Regions from separate parts of the Mus musculus genome. Here region 1 is linked to region 2. Evidence: chromatin loops called from intact Hi-C (ENCODE). Cell type or tissue: left cerebral cortex. All regions are shown on one strand.

Evidence for each region. Hi-C counts contacts between places; a loop is a spot of excess contacts. Peaks named below come from ENCODE experiments on the same cell type or tissue, not always from the same donor. Only the 100,000 strongest peaks of a DNase experiment are listed, where the experiment ranks them.
Region 1: it touches region 2 in a loop (4-fold over the local background); 6 of 42 quality-filtered maps call a loop at or near these places.

What each region holds. Positions count from the first base shown.
Region 1 is chr9:13,845,963-13,853,962 of GRCm38, forward strand. Fam76b (family with sequence similarity 76, member B) reads left to right here. Exons shown (of 10, transcript NM_176836.4): 10 at 1-579. Among named protein-coding and RNA genes, the nearest start is that of Fam76b, 22 kb to the left of the region's middle. In left cerebral cortex, a CTCF peak has its summit at 3,256 (motif pointing right); DNase peaks (open chromatin) are centred at 2,852, 3,293 and 6,005.
Region 2 is chr9:14,495,604-14,503,603 of GRCm38, forward strand. It overlaps Kdm4d (lysine (K)-specific demethylase 4D), which reads right to left and starts at 4,879. Exons shown (of 2, transcript NM_173433.2): 1 at 4,505-4,879. It overlaps Cwc15 (CWC15 spliceosome-associated protein), which reads left to right and starts at 5,016. Exons shown (of 7, transcript NM_023153.3): 1 at 5,016-5,178; 2 at 6,313-6,451; 3 at 7,211-7,323; 4 at 7,995-8,000. The coding sequence starts at 6,321. In left cerebral cortex, no CTCF peak of the experiment used is centred here; DNase peaks (open chromatin) are centred at 4,960 and 5,500; H3K4me3 peaks cover 1,955 bases; H3K27ac peaks cover 943 bases.

The DNA.
Region 1 (8,000 bases), 650 kb before region 2:
CCTTGCTGGAGAAGATAGAAACAGAATCCCTCCTCCCCTTTTTAGCTAACATGGAAATTGGAAATCAGTTTAAAATAGTGAAGCTTTGTAAAGTGCAAGGCTAAAACTAAAATTTAGGACTTTACAGTATTCAGCCCTAATCAGACATACTCTTTATTCCATAACTTTATTTTATAACTTAAATTTTTTTTGCAATTGTATAAATTAGTGATTGAGTCTCAGTCCCAGATCTGTAGTGTATTGATCTAATGAATTGATACTCTTTAAACGTGGACCTGTCCAGAGGTACTATGGTGTGCTGTATTGTGCTTTTAGCCTGTTTGCTGCAGTTAGCATATCCCAGTGAGGGTCATATAGACTCCAGTTTATCATGTATTAATAGCCTGTGAATATTACAGTCATTTTTAGAGTATATTGGTCTAAATATGCATTTTCCGATGAGCCTGTTAAGCTGGTCACATGTATAGATTAACAAAATACTGTACCTGTATACATCTGACTGTTGGCATTTTGTACTTTTTTCTAAGCCAATATTTCACAATAAAATATGCCGAAAGCTTTGTGTTGATTCTGCTGTAATGAATGACTGTGATTTGGATGGCAAAAAACACATGTGTGCACGCTTGCGTGCACACACGCACAAATACTAAGTCCTGGGGACCACAAAACTTGGCCTCAGTCTGAAATCGCCATGTTGGCAGGATAGTCATGAATAGGAGGAGCTTGTCATGCCCCTGCCTCCTCCCACTCAGTTCCATTCTGTTCACTAGGTGATCATCTTCCTTCATAGCCCAATGAACTTCTTGAAATCTCCGCTCTTTGCAGTGTATATTGTGTCATTCTGTTGTCTGCATAATCTCCCCACTTCACACTCTTAGCTACATCTGCAAAGCCCCAGAGGTTCGTCTGAGTGCCGTGTGTCCAGGTTTAGTTAGGAATCCCATTATGGACATTTTGGGGTGAGGCACTGAGCATACTGCAAGGATCATGGTTTCCCCTCCTCCCAGTGAAGTCCTAGCTATGAGGGAAATGACTGGGACTGAACATTACAAGGACGCCCTAGCTGGTTCAGTCTGCCTGAGTGAGATGGATAAGCTGATCTGAGCATGTCACTATGAACGGTTACAGAAGATAAACCAATGGAATGAAACAGTCAGTGAATTTATGTATGTAGTTACAATGCAGACAAACACAACCATAAAACTTACACAATAGATTTTGAATATTGGTTATTTTATTATCTTCCAGTATTGGTAATGATACAATTATTCTTTACAAGTCTTTGTGACTCCTATTAAATACTTGGTTTTGATTCAGCTCATGAAAAAAGATGGATGGATTAAAGGTGTGCACCACCATGCCTGGCATGCCCCATTTTTGTGATAGAGCTTAATAAAGCTACACAAATAGCATTGTTTATGCCTGGAGTCCTGATACTTGAGAAACTGAGGCAGGAAAATCACAAGTTTGAGGCCAGCCTGGGCTATGTAATGAGATCCTGACTAAAAAGACAAAGCACTGACACCAACAGCCCCCATGAAATTATACTCAATACATATGTGTTCACTGAAGAAAACACGCACAACCAGTATTCAAGTAAGAAAGTAAAAAGACATCCACGGCTTGATTCTGTTCATCTTCCATTCATGTCTGAGTAGTGGCCATCATCATGCTGCAGTGTAATTTGGTTCCTGTTTCTCGATCATAGTAGAGGGAATCACTGCTATAAAAAAGTATAGGGCTGGACTTGAGATCTGCGGTAGAGCACAGGCAATCACTTTCATGTGCCATGTGCCAGGTCACTGTGAGGAGTCAAAAGTGTGCAAAGATCTGCAAGCATCAGATTGTTGCAGGGAGTGCAGAGTCTGCAAAAGATGGAATTACCAAAGGAAATATGATGCAACTGTGTTCTGTAAACTGCAAAAGTTCAGCTTTCCACACTTGCTGTGACTCCTGCCTTGTTTCTGTACTTGTTCCCCCTTTTATCCCTTTGTTCGAGCTTCCATCCTGTTTCCTTTTAAATTTTAAAAACAATACTCATTTTCTAGTTCATTAAGTGTTATCTGTAAGTCTAGTGCTGCATAAACGTACAATAGATCAGATCTACCTTCCTATTCATACTGTATTCAGTGCAACTTGGCTGGCAGCTCCATTTAGTTGTCTAAGCCTCTTAAACATATTTTACTATTTTAACCTGTGTGTGTGTGTGTGTGTGTGTGTGTGTGTGTGTGCCTCTCCAATGTGAGCCCTAGGATTTGAACTCAGGTTGTCAGGTTTGGTGGCAAGCACCTTTTCCTATTGAACTATCTTGCCAGCCTAAGCCTCTTAAATTTAATGTCCAAAGTTGTGTCCTAGTGCTTAGAAGTACCCAAACAGTCCAAGTGGAAGCCCCTCTTGATGTTCTCACCCTAGATGGAAACAATTCAATTTGTTGGGGCTCAAATCTTCAGTACTGTCCCGGACTCTTTCTCACACTCTGACCGTTCTTTCAAAATTTCTTCCAGCCCTAACTTCATAACATAACCAGAATTTAACTACTCTCCCCATCCCCTTCCATTTCCTCTGGTGACACTTCACTGTCATCATTTCTGAGAGTAATGTCTCCAGTGTTTTTGGACAATCAGGACAGCTAGGGTTGGAGAGGGCCTGCTCTGGGGATCAAGGGAATAAAGATTGGTCTCCTTCCCACATTCCAGCAAACAAAGCCTCCACAACCAAGAGCTGTTAGTAACGGTAGCTGCACGCCTGCATAACGAAGGGCTGTTAGGAAAGGTAGCTGCAAGCTCAGGTTGAGATCTGATCTCAACCTTAAATTAGTGTACCTTAAATTGGTGGCCTGTTAACAACACTGATTCTCATGGTTTTACAGGCCATGTACATGATGAAGGCGCTGGCTGATTCCACTTGTGGAGAGAGCGCCCATTCTCAGGTAGTGGTTTCTCATCACATCTTCAGATAGTGGCAAGTCAAGGGAGTTAGTTGTCTTCTCATATCTCAGGCATGGTCTAACTACACCCCCACCCCCACCCCGCGAACGCCCCCTCCCCCTTTCTGCAGTCATCCCTTGGAAATCCAGCAGAAGGATTTCAAAGAGATAAATACAAACACCTCTAACTGGAAACCCCCAGAATGGGTTTACATTTCAGCTGCCCAATAGCCCAAACACCTTGACTTTAAAACAACTTGTATAAAATTACAGGTCACGCAATGAATCCTGGAGCCATTTTAAGCTTTCTGAAAATTCCTACCAATGTCCACCAGAGGGAGGGCTCTGCTACCAAACCATGCTATCTATGCAGTGGTTTCCTTCTCAGCCAGACCAGCCCTAGGACCTGCTTCAGTAAGAGCAAGCCTAGTTTTTGGTTGTGAGCCTAGCCTTTAAAAGCTGAGTCATCGCCAGCCTAGTGAATTTATAGTTGAATGTTTTCTTATACATGAGAGTGTGTTTCCAGAAATGGTTAAATTTGGATAATTCCATCATATCCCCCAACTCCCAATCAAGTCAACTGATTAGCTCAATAAAAGTGACTTTGAAAGTATCATTTTCTCTTTGGTTGAAGTGCTTTTGAATTCAGAGTTAGTATTTTTAAAATTTCTTTAAGAACATCACACTGGGGCTGGTGAGATGGCTCAGCAGGTAAGAGCACCGACTGCTCTTCCAAAGGTCCTGAGTTCAAATCCCAGCAACCACATGGTGGCTCACAACCATCTGTCACGACATCTGATGCCCTCTTCTGGAGTGTCTGAAGATAGCTACAGTGTAATTACATATAATTAATAAGTAAATTTTTTTAAAAATCACACAATATTTGAACATTTATTTCACTTCCAGTGGTCCCACTAATGCTTAGAGTACAGTGTGTATTTTTGTCCTTTATGTACACCCAAATATCCCTGTTCTTATTGTGCTGGAGGGAAACCCAGGACCTAGCAGACCTGAATTAGAAGTTGCCATCTCCAGCAAAGGCAGTATGCTCTGTGGAAGTGTGGCATGGATAGTGTGCATCACTGTGCTTTTCTGTGGATGCAGCCTAGTGCCATCCAACACACAGCTTGGGCAGCCAAGAAGATGCTCCCATGCTCCCAGTGCCCTCTGCATGAGAAGTGGCATGCTTTGAATCAAGCTGTTGCTTGAGTTAGATGAACGATTCTCAACCTATAGGGAGGGAGTCATTCAACCTTTGAGGGTTGGATGACCCTGGGCACAGCGGTCACCTAAGACCGTCCTGCATATTAAATATTTACATTACAATTTCACAACGGCAAAAAAGACAGTTATGAAGTAGCCGTGAGATAATTCTATTGGTTGGGAGATCACCACAGCATGAGGAACTGTATTAAATGAACACAGCAATAGGAAGGCGAGGGCCACTGCCGTAGATGGTTCTTAAAGGGTCATTGTCTTATGCTTGTTTCTTGTTTTTGCTTTTCTCTATATGGTAAAGCTTCCCTTAGGCATTGCTAATAAGACAGCCTTAGAAACCAGGAATCTTACAGACTGGGCTTCTGTTGCAAATTCTTCTTGTGTTGTTGATTTTTAATGCAGCCCAAATGACTGTGCCTCCTTTGCTATGTGAAAACCTATCAACTATGGGCCAGGATAAGCATGTCAGTTTTCTCAGATGAAATCTTAACCTTTTTTGAGTAAATGTCCAGTGTATAGGCATACTGTAGCAAATGTTCTAGTGTGTTAGCGCTCTGAACAATGCTCCTGGCATGTTACAGCTTGTTCAATGGATAACTTAGATTTCTGGAAGATAGTGAGTTAAACTCGAAATAAGGGGTGGGCCAGATGTGAAGATGGAGCTAAGGCCCTTTGCTGTCTAATGTCTAGTGTGTCTTGGTACCTCGTGACTTTCAGTCTTATATATTTTTATAAGTGATATGTATACACATATTCCTACAATGTTAGTTCACACATCTCTTCAAATGTTTCCAAAGGTTTCTTAGCCTACCAACTAGCATCCTGCCAATAGCCACAGCCCTTCTCCAGCTAGAGCATCTGCCATCTCTCTTCATTTTACTATTTTGGCTTGGCTTGTACCAAAGCAAGGAGACTTAGAGCAGTATTATTAAGTTTTACTTTGTTTTGAGGCAGTTCAGGTTATTGGCCTTGAACTCACTGTAGGCAAGAATGACATTAAACTACTGATTCTGCGGCTTCTACCTTCTACACACTGAGGTTACAGGTGTATGCCACCATGCCCTCACCCATATTCCTGTAACTCCACCTTGGTCTGTCATGGGTTTCTTATCTGGGGTGATTAGATGTGTGTCTCTCCAGAAAATGTCTTGTCACACAACAATGTCATACTCTGTGAAATGTAAGTCATTATCCTGATGTGTCTATTATTAAGCACTTGACATTTTCAAGAAAAATAGACCATTTTAGGAAACAGAAATGGGAACATGGTGTGATCTGACTGTTCAGTAGGCTTGGCATTTGTTGATCTGTGGTGCTATCTGACTTTTTATGGAAGAGTATGCACAATTTTAAAGAATAGTTTATGAATGCTGTGCAGCTTATAGTGTAGACAGTATCAAAAACTAAAGTGAACTTTAATGTTTGAAATCTATATGCAAAACAATATTAAAATTTTTAAATTAGTGCTGGTGAAATGCTCAGAGTCCTTGCAGCTCCCCCAAAGGACCAGAGTATGGCTCCCAGAATGCACTCTGGGCAGCTCACTTACTCCCCTGTTCTATAGCTGCAGGAAATCTGATGCCCTCTTCTGGCCTCCACAGGACTCCACATGGAGATGTGTGTGTGTGTGTGTGTGTGTGTGTGTGTGTGTGTGTGTGTGTGTGTGTTCAGACAGACACACACACAGATAAAACACTAAGCAAACAAACAAACCCTTTCAGAAAGAGTAGCAACCTCACCATGCCAGAGTAGTTGCAAATGCCAGCTTAGGTTGTGGGAGCATCACACAGAGCTTCTCTATCTCTGGCTGTGAAACTGGATATCCTGCCCAGCATTACCACCCACAGTTCCTTCAGGGCCGAGCGGCAGATGTGATGGGTCTTAGAAAGTCACTGAACAATGAAGTAGCTCAGTACCTAAGAAGACACGCAGAACACGTTGTTGCCGTATTTAGTAAGTACCAGTGGAACTGAGGACCATGGGCTGTTTAAGCTGAGTGTTCCTGTCCCTGGCTTCCAGGGGCACACCCAGAGCTGGAGTTCTTTTCACTCATCCACTGGAAACTTCCTAATGGCTTTGAATGTTGATCTTAACCTTCTTTATATGCATTTCTACTCGCATTTTCATTTGACAGCATGGACCAGAAATCAAGCCCTTTTTCTGCTGTGCCTGGGATTGAGCCCAGGGCTTTATATGCACTAGTCCAGCATTGTACCAGTGAGTTACAGACTGGTAGTAAAAAGCTAGCCTTTCTGAATTTGTAAAAGACACAACTGGCTCTCAGATGTACTTTGGTACTTTTGTTGTCAGCACAATGCAAACTGGATTCTCACCAGTGTGTGAAGTATGTTAGCTGTCATTAGCAGGCTCAAAGAGTTTTACAAGTGGGGATCAGCATGAGTTCACCTCCACAGACACCTTGCAAGACTCAGCACCTCAGCATAAGGACCCTCGGAGGGTGGGAATGAAGACCAGGACTGAAGCTGAGAAGAGCATTCCACAGCCTACAGCAAGGCCCCAAAAGCCTAAGTATGGCTGAAGTGAGAGGCCGCCAGGGAGCGGGGGGCGTCATGGAAGTCCCACACAGAACAAACACAGGCCCTCAGCCACTTTCCCAGGCATGATGGCAGATAGGAGATGCCAATAAATACTTTAGAAGAGAGAGAGTGGAGGTAGAGCTGAGATAAGATGCTGCAGAGGGGAACGGCAGGGATGCAGCTACTGTAGAGTGCAGGACCCAGGAAAGATGGAAGGATGAGCTGGATGAAAGACTGATGAAGTCTTAAACTATTTGGAACCTATCAAGGTAGCTATCTGGAGTCTTGCTCACTAGAATAATTAACTCAAGACACTCTGCAATTAATGATGACAGACATGGCTGAAGGCCAGAGTGAGTCAACATGGGAGAGATGGGAATGCCATTACATTTTACAAAGAGATGGTGAGATCTCTAAGTTTACTTATCTGAACTCTCAGCTAAACTAGAGTTACTCAGTGTGTTGTGTTGAGTCATAAGTGTGGAGGGATTTTAATCCTGTAAGCACAGCAGGCAAGGCAGGAACTAGAGAGGTTGTTAATGCATTATCAAGCTGCCGTAAATATGACACACAAGACAAAGCACTTTATTGTGCTCATGGTTTCCCAGGCCTGTGTTCGGGCTTCATGCTCTTCCATACAGCCCAAGCTAGGATGGCTTCTACTTGCTTCACAACAGCTACAGGCTCAGTGGGGAGCTGTGAGGCATCTGGAGCAAACCCAGTGTACTGGCAAGTTTTGTGTCAACTTGACACAGCTGGAGTTACCACAGAGAAAGGAGCTTCAGTTGAGGAAATGCCTCCATGAGATCCAACTGTAAGGCATTTTCTCAATTAGTGATCAAGGGGGAAAGGCCCCTTGTGGGTGGGACCATCTCTGGGCTGGTAATCTTGGGCTCTATAAGAGAGCAGGCTGAGCAAGCCAGGTGAGGCAAGCCAGTAAAGAACATCCCTCCATGGCCTCTGCATCAGCTCTTGCTTCCTGACCTGCTTGAGTTCCAGTCCTGACTTCCTTTGGTGATGAGCAGCAGTGTGGAAGTGTAAGCCAAATAAACCCTTTCCTCCCAACTTGCTTCTTGGTCATGATGTTTGTGCAGGAATAGAAACCCTGACTAAGACACCCAATAACAAAAGACAGAATCACCTAGAAGCATCTTTACACAGGCATAGAAGCTATTGGGGTGGCATTAGGACTTGGTTCTGATGGGACTGCCAATTAGAATTCCTACGTGAGGTCTTTTCATGTAGTTTGATTTTCATGTAATGGTTGACTTGTCCAGAAAACAAAAGTAGAAGCTTCCTGGCTTCCAGTGTGTGTCATA
Region 2 (8,000 bases):
CTGGGAGATAGAAGTTTCTGACCTGGATCTTGGCATGGAGATTTTTAGGCATACTGGCTATGAATTCTAGAAGATTAAGACAGGGAGATCTCTGAGTTCAAGGTCATCTGGGATTAAAGGAGTGGTGGCACATACCTTTAATCTGGGCTACATCTTCTGCTGGAGACCTACATAAGGACATTGGAAGAAGGAAGATTTACTCTCTCTCTCTTTCACCTGCTTGCCTTGAGGGACTGAGCAACCGCTAGATCCTTGGATCTCCATTCACAGCTGCTGCAGACCATTGTTGGGAGTTGGACTACAGACTGTAAATCATCAACAAACCCCTTACTATATAAGACTACCCATAAGTTCTGTGACTCTAGAGAACCCTGACTAATACATATATATTTTATTTTATTTTATTTTATCCTATATACATACACACACACATATAGCTGGTGTTGGTGGTTTGTTTTCAAGACAGGATTTCTCTGTGTAGCCCTGACTGTCCTGGAAGTCACTCTGTAGACCAGGCTGGCCTCAGACTCACAGAGATCAAAGTGCCACTGTTTTGTGTGCATCTATTTGTGAGTATGCCCATGTGCGCGTGGATGCCCAGTGAAGAAGGTGAGAGATCACCTAGTGCTGGAAATACAGACAGCTGTAAGCTGCCAAACATGGGTGCTGGGGACTTTCCTTGGGTATTCTATAGGAGCAGCACTCACTCTTAAGCACTGAGCCACTTCTCCAGCCTCAAGTTTACTTTCTATTATGGTTGGAGTCGCTTTTTCTATAGTTTCTATTGGGTTGTTTACTTTTTTTGTTGTTTTGTTTTGTTTTTTGGTTTTTTTTTTTTTGGTTTTTCGAGACAGGGTTTCTCTGTGTAGCCCTGGCTGTCCTGGAGCTCACTTTGTAGACCAGGCTGGCCTCGAACTCAGAAATCCGCCTGCCTCTGCCTCCTGAGTGCTGTTGTTTTAGTCACAGGAGTAGTACTGAGTATAAGACTTTTGTCTTCTAATCTGACATTTAGCTGCTGACTTTGTTCACATTTCCTACATATAACTTACTTATTTTGAGACAGAGTATCTCTACATAGCCATGGCTTTCCTGGAATTTACCATGTAGACCAGGCTGACTTCTAATTCAGAGATGCTTCTGCTTCCACCTCCCTAGTGCTGGGATTAAAGGCGTGCACCATCCAAGCCTGGCTCACGATTTTTTAAGACATGGTTCTGGACTCAGCCTTAGGTGTGCTAGGATCATAGGTATGGATCACCACACCCAGTTTAAATTTAAAGTCAATGTGATTTCTAAATCACAAAGCCATAGGATGGTCTGTCTTCATCAAACTGTCCTTCCAAACAGCAAGTACTATACTTTCTGAAATTTTCTTATGAGACTTTTAAGGGTTTTTTTTATTATTCCTTTTGAGTGCTGGAATACTGTTTTTCTGGAACCTTTGAGGGTGGAATTCATACATTTTCCCCTCCATAAAGTCAATTTCACAATCACAAGTATTACATATAACATCTTACCAAACTATACACTACTTTTGCTATGTTAAAAATGAAGGTGCATATAAAGCTGGTGTGATCTATAAGAGGATAAGAAAGAGCATGTGTCACTAAGGCTTTGGGAATAGGACCCACATTACTAGGAATCATCTCTAGTGACACATGGGAAATTAAGGTCAAAGCAACCTGACAGATAAGCCAAGCAAGAAATCCTTGTAAAGGGGATTCTATTTTCCAAAATTCAAAGACCATCTACTATAGGAATGGGGAGATGGTTCTGTTGAAGTGCTTGCTGTACAAGCAGAGGACTCAAGTTTTGACCCTAACAAAAGCTAGGTGTGGCAGAGAGCATCTGTCACATCCCAGGGATGGAAAGGCAGGCTTCTGGGTAGTCAATCTAGCCTAACCCAATAGACTGAGGTTTAGTGAGAGATTGTTTCCAACACTAAGGTAAAGAACCAAGGAAAACCCCAACATGACCTCTTGCCTCCATGTGCACACGCACCAACAGCTCACACACAAGGTCGTCTACAGGAAGATGGGGAGGGAAAAGGCTGATCCGAGAAGGAAAGGAGATGGCTAATTCTGCCAAATTGACTGGACCTAGAGTCAAGTAAGAGGTAAACTGACAGGACTACCTGTGAGGAATTTTCTTGATCAGATTATTTTATATTAATATTATATATTAAATACGAATAGCAGCTTCTGGTGGCAGCCAGATAAAAGGCAGCCCAAGGGAAAAGTCTGGGGTTTGCCTGCTTGTCTTCCACAGCACTGTCCAGTTCATCCCCCCTATTCTCAGGTTGCTGTCTAGTTAATCCACCCTGCTGCTACCATTTTTTTGTTATTGTTGATATCAGAATTCAGATTCTTCAGACTTCCAATGTGGAATGAAGACCAGTGGCTCTCAAGGAATGAATCCTCCAGGCACCAGAATGGGACAGTCTTAAACTGCGGAGACATGTAGTCTTGTGGACTGTGTGGCTTCTGAGTTCTCAATCATTCCAGAGTCAACATCTGTACTGTACCATGTACACCAATCCAGTAAATCCAGTCTACTCTTTATTCACTGTCAGCTCTGTTCCTCTGCGAACCTTAGCTAATACAGACATCTCCCCAACTTCATTTCTTTGTCTTAAGTGCTTTCACTGTTTAAGTCAAAAGCTTTATGGTATCATTTTATTATTTACAGGTACTTAAAAGTTAGGGGTTTTTTTATTTGTTTGTTTTGTTTTGCCTGTCTCATTAACACTTCCAGACTATTTTAATCAAATGCTTTTACTTTTGTGAACTAACTTTTTAATGCTAAACTGTAATGGCATCATCAAGTGTTAATTAATTAATAATTCAAAGTCAAATGGACTGTGGTGACTTATTGAGTTGATAAAGTCAGCTGGAATATAAAAAGTAAGCATTTCCTGTCACCATCTTGCCACTGCAATTTCATTCCTGTATTTATAACATGTTAGTCATTCACTTAACTAGTATTTACTCAAGCTCTGTCATGTATGGTGTACTGCTCTATATGTAGAGGCCACTAGTGAAGAGAGGCAGGGTTCCTGCTTTACTGGAATTTAGGTTCTAAGGTTAGTCAGACCGTAATAGTATTAGTAACAGCCAAATCTGACTCAACAAAGTCACTTGCTGAGATAGTTCTAAGCACTTTACAAAGTGATGTAATTACCATGGTAACAATAAAAATAAATCACCCTTACTTTTTGCACAAGGGATGGAAGATAGGAGAGGAAAGATAATTTGCCCAACTGTGCATAGCTAAGGAGGGCAGAACTGGGGTTAGAACCAAGAGAGCCTCATAGAAAATAGATACTTAGTCTCAATACTTTGCCTCTGACCACAAAGAAAAAAAGTGCATGAGGTAATATAAACAAAGAGTAAACCCAACTAGAGTTCAGCATTATGGAAATATAGAACTGGGTGCCATAAAGACACTTTTGCAAGGGAGGAAGTGGGGACCAGTAGAGATGTCAGGGGAAACCTCACAGAGGAAGCAGCACTAAGCTATGCCCTGAAGAACCGAGTTACAGGTGTCTTGGAGGCAGAGGTGAAGAACACAGTCCCAAGTCTTTAAAAACAGATGAATGCATGCCTGAACTTAAGTTGAAAGCCAGCCTGGGCTGCACTGTAAGAGCTTGGCTCAAAACTCAAATGAAACAATGGAATCCTGCCTTGTTGAAAGAAACAGAAATGTCCAGTTGAGTGTATCTTGAGTGTGGTGTGCCTGTGACTAAAGGCAGGCAGGAGGCAGACTGTGTAAGTAAAAGCAAGAGGCTGTTTTATCCTAAGTGTCAAAACCACTACCTGGTAATCTGAAAAAATCACTCTGTTTGTGCAAAACTAGGAAAGTCCCTATGAAAGCAATTACAAATCAAGAGGAAATGACAGTGGCCTGAAGGAGTGTGGTGACAAGCAAAGGAACTTCAGGGTAATTTTCACAATACTGGACAAGAGTGGCAGGTGAACAGGATGTGACGAGGGAAGGAAGAGGGTCTCCATCTTTGGGTTTGAGTCACTAATGTGAAAGCGGTGTCCTTTGTGTGAGGCTCAGGGCAAAAATATGAAGCTTTCACCTTCTACTTGGGGAGCGGGCACATTCGGGAGGGAGTGGGTTCTTTTCTAATTCTCTTTCTTCATTTAAAAGTTCCAAAGGAAGGACAGAAAAGAACGGAAATGTTCAATTTTAGGAGACCCTTCCACTTGAGATAAACTGGAGAACAGAATCCTCTTTACCGAGCATCGGCCGTCCCCAAGATCTCAATGATGGGGCACAAGACAACGTTGGCGAAGCCATCTTAATCCCATCTCGTGCTCCTCCTGGCAGTTAGGCCCACTGCTCCATAAATTGTCACTATCGTAAACGCTCACAAGCATCTCCCCTCACGCTACAACGCTTAATGCATATAGCTATATATCTATATATTTATATATCTTAACAAGCAATGCGACTATAACCCTTGCCTTCAAGGCTAGTGGTTTCGCAGGAATGGTACCTTTGGAAAGCTCGTGGCTGCCCCCGTACTTATTTGCGCCTTCTTCATATCCACTTAAGTGACAACTCTAGTCCCTAGGCTGCGGGGTCTACTGAGGAGCAGGAGCCGTTGGGTCGGTCAGTTGGCAAGCTCTCCTCACATCTCTCTTGCGAGACGCGGACCGGCTCCTGGCGCCTCCGTCCTCGCAGAACCGCAGCGAACGAGTCTGGGAGGGGGTCGGGAAAGGAAAAGACGCAAGAGAGATTAAGTAATTGGTTCGCAAAGGAAAAAAGATGATATTTGGGGTCGACTATGAAGCACCGGTTTCAAACGCCCGCCCCCTAAGCTGCCTTGGCTCCGCCCCTAGGCAACGTCATTCCATCTTTTTCCCGTGTCTTTGCTGATTGGTCACTGCGTCAGCCTGTGAGAGACGGTTTAAAAAAAAAAAAAAAAAAAACACACACACAACTCCGGAATTGCTTCCGGGTGTGGAGTTCGCATCTTCTCCACAGCCATTGGAAGTGCGAAGGTTTTGCTTCCGGGTCTCAACCGAGCCCCTGGTGTAAAAACTGGAAGCTCTGCATTTTGTTTCCGGTCTTGGGCCTGGCGCCCCCGGCGCCGAGATTTCTGGGAGCTAAGGGTCGCATTGGTTCATGAGTGAGTTTCGGAAGGTGCTGCGTAGGACCCCCGCCAGAGTGAGCAGCCGGGCATGGTGGTTTGTGGTTCTTGTGTGGGTGGCACCGGGGAGCCGAGTCGCCGCCGCAGCCCGTGACGATCGTACAGGCCGCGGTGCAGGGATGGTGGTCCGGAGCTGAAGCCGAGCCCGGGGCGGTCACCGGTGCAGCGCCTCAGACACTGAGAAAAGCAAAGGAGGGTGGGATGGGGAGAAACTCCCACTTCACACACGATCTGTGTGAGCAGCTGCTTAAGCTAACGGAGATTTAGTAGCCCTGCAGTTAGGCTGCAATTCTTATTTGACAGCTAAAAATGGCAAAGGTTCTCTTGTAGCCTAGGCTAGCTTCGAACTCCCGATTCTTTTGCTTTCACCTCCCAAGCTCTGGAATCACAGGAGTACCCCCATCATACCCAGTTCAGGATGGGTTCTTGATACTTGGTTGGGTGGAGTTCCGATTTTCTGAGCATCGCGGAAGTTACAGCCTTGATAAATGTTGTGGTAACTGCTTTAGAAGAAAATTGAGTCAACAAGATTCTGGGGTAATGGTTGCCCATGTAAATGTCACTGGGGACTTTAAACAAATTTTAACATAATAAGTTTGACTGTGACTTTAAAAGAAATTTGTTTTTTATTGGGTTCTTTGCTGTAGTGTGAGGTTTCTGGTAGAACAGCAAATCTTGGCCGGACAGTTACATTGTGAGATCCTATAATTAAAAAAAAAAAAAAAAAAGAATAAATTTTTTTTAAAAAAGAATAAAATAAAATCTCAGAGAAGCTAGTGCTAGTGGGATAACATTTTTTTAAGTCATTTATTTTAAAAGCTACACTACACTGTTGTGCAAGATCTGACATCATGTATGGGAATCTCATAATACTATAGAAATGTCGGCATTCCACAAATGACAGAAACGAGCTAGAAGACTTGCCCAGGGCTACCCAGCCAGAACAGAAGCACTAACTCAGATCTTCATAGTAGTTATTTATACTGAATAAGAGTTGCCTAGTAAACACCCTGAGTTTCATAATTCGGATTTTTAGGAACTTGTGTTGAAGCAAACTAAGCAATTTTGGGGAGTTTGAGAAGGATTTAAGAATAGATATTTTTGAGTTATCTGTAAAATGAAAGTATAACTTAAATTCACTTTTGCCGAAGACTAAAAGATGACAACAGCAGCCAGGCCAACTTTTGAACCTGCAAGAGGTGGGAGAGGAAAAGGAGAAGGGGATTTGAGCCAGCTCTCCAAGCAGTATTCAAGCAGAGATCTTCCCTCTCATACAAAGATAAAGTACAGGTAAGAAGGCCTTCATTTGTCTTGTTCACAGAATGGGACCAAGCCTCTCTCTATATATATGTATGTATATATATGACTTATGGTCATGTCTAAATTATAGTATTTAGGTTACTGATCTCCAAAGAGAAGTATTTCAAAAAAGTTTACAATAAAATTACGCCCTACAGGTAAAGTTGCTAGACAGTCTTCCAGCATAAGTTCCTTTGAACCAGGAATTGCTATGTGTAGATGAAGCACTCATTAGTCATGATAATCACATCAGAGAAGACGGAGCTGTAGTGAATATGGAAGTGTTGCTCTAACAGCCCTTGAATTGGTGGACTGTTTTAAAAAGCCGAAGACATGGGTTAGAGAGATTTCTCAGCAGTTAAGAGCACTGCTCTTCCAGAGGTCCAGAGTTCAATTCCTAGCAACCAGATGGTGGCTCACAACCATCGGAGGGGTCTGATGTCCTCTTCTGGTGTGTCTAAAGAGAGCAATGGTGTAGTCATATACATAAAATAAATAAATCTTTTTTTTTAAAAGCCAAAGACATTCTGTTGTAGGCAATTGTGTGCTTTAGTTTGTTGTTCTAGTGATAAGGAACACTACGAGTGTATTAACCCTCAGATTGGGATATTGTCTTATCTTCTTCCTTTTTGTTGTTGACAGACAGTTACATTCTGGATTGTCTTAAATTGTTGAAGCTATATAGGTTCTTTTCCTTGACAAGTGAGGCCAACATTTTTGACGTGTTTTGTTTTGTTTTTCCTACTTAAGACAAACCACACAGGATGCCCCTGAAGAGGTTCGAAACCGTGACTTCAGGAGAGAACTGGAAGAGAGAGAGAGAGCTGCTGCAAGGGACAAAAACAGGGACCGCCCAACTCGAGGTACCCGTACTGTCCGTCATGTCTGTCTCAGTTGTGTGCAGAAACTGTGTGTATCCTGGTAATTGGAAATAAGTAGCATTTTTGTGAGCTGTATCTCTTTGATGAATGATTAGAGATGAGAATGAGGTTTGTTCCAGTCCCATGCATTGATACTATCATGCATTGATACTAGGCCTTCTGTCTGGGACACCGAATGTAATTGAAGAGTTTTGAGAGAAGCATCAGTTATCCTTTTTGTGTTTCTACTACATGTGAGCATTGGGTAGGTCTCCTAAGATGCTGTGATCTGCATTCTCACTAATTCATTTCGTGTAAACCAACAAATATTTATCAAAGACTTACTTGCCAGTCACAGGGTGGATCCCGGGTGTCACTATGCTTTGTGTGGATTCTTTTTGCCCAAAGGTTTCTAAAATGGTTTTAAAAATTTAGTACTTGGGCTGGAGAGATGACTCAGTGGTTAAGAGCACCACCTCTTCCAGAGGTTCTGAGTTCAATTCCCAGCAACCACATGGTGGCTCACAACCATCTGTAATGGGGTCTGGTACCCTCTTCCAGTGTGTTAAAAGAGAGTAATGATGGTGTATTCATTAAATAAATAAGTAAATAAATAAATAAAAACCACTCTAGTACTTATTTCAATATGCTAAGTAAGTGTTTGTTTTCTTCAGAGCATA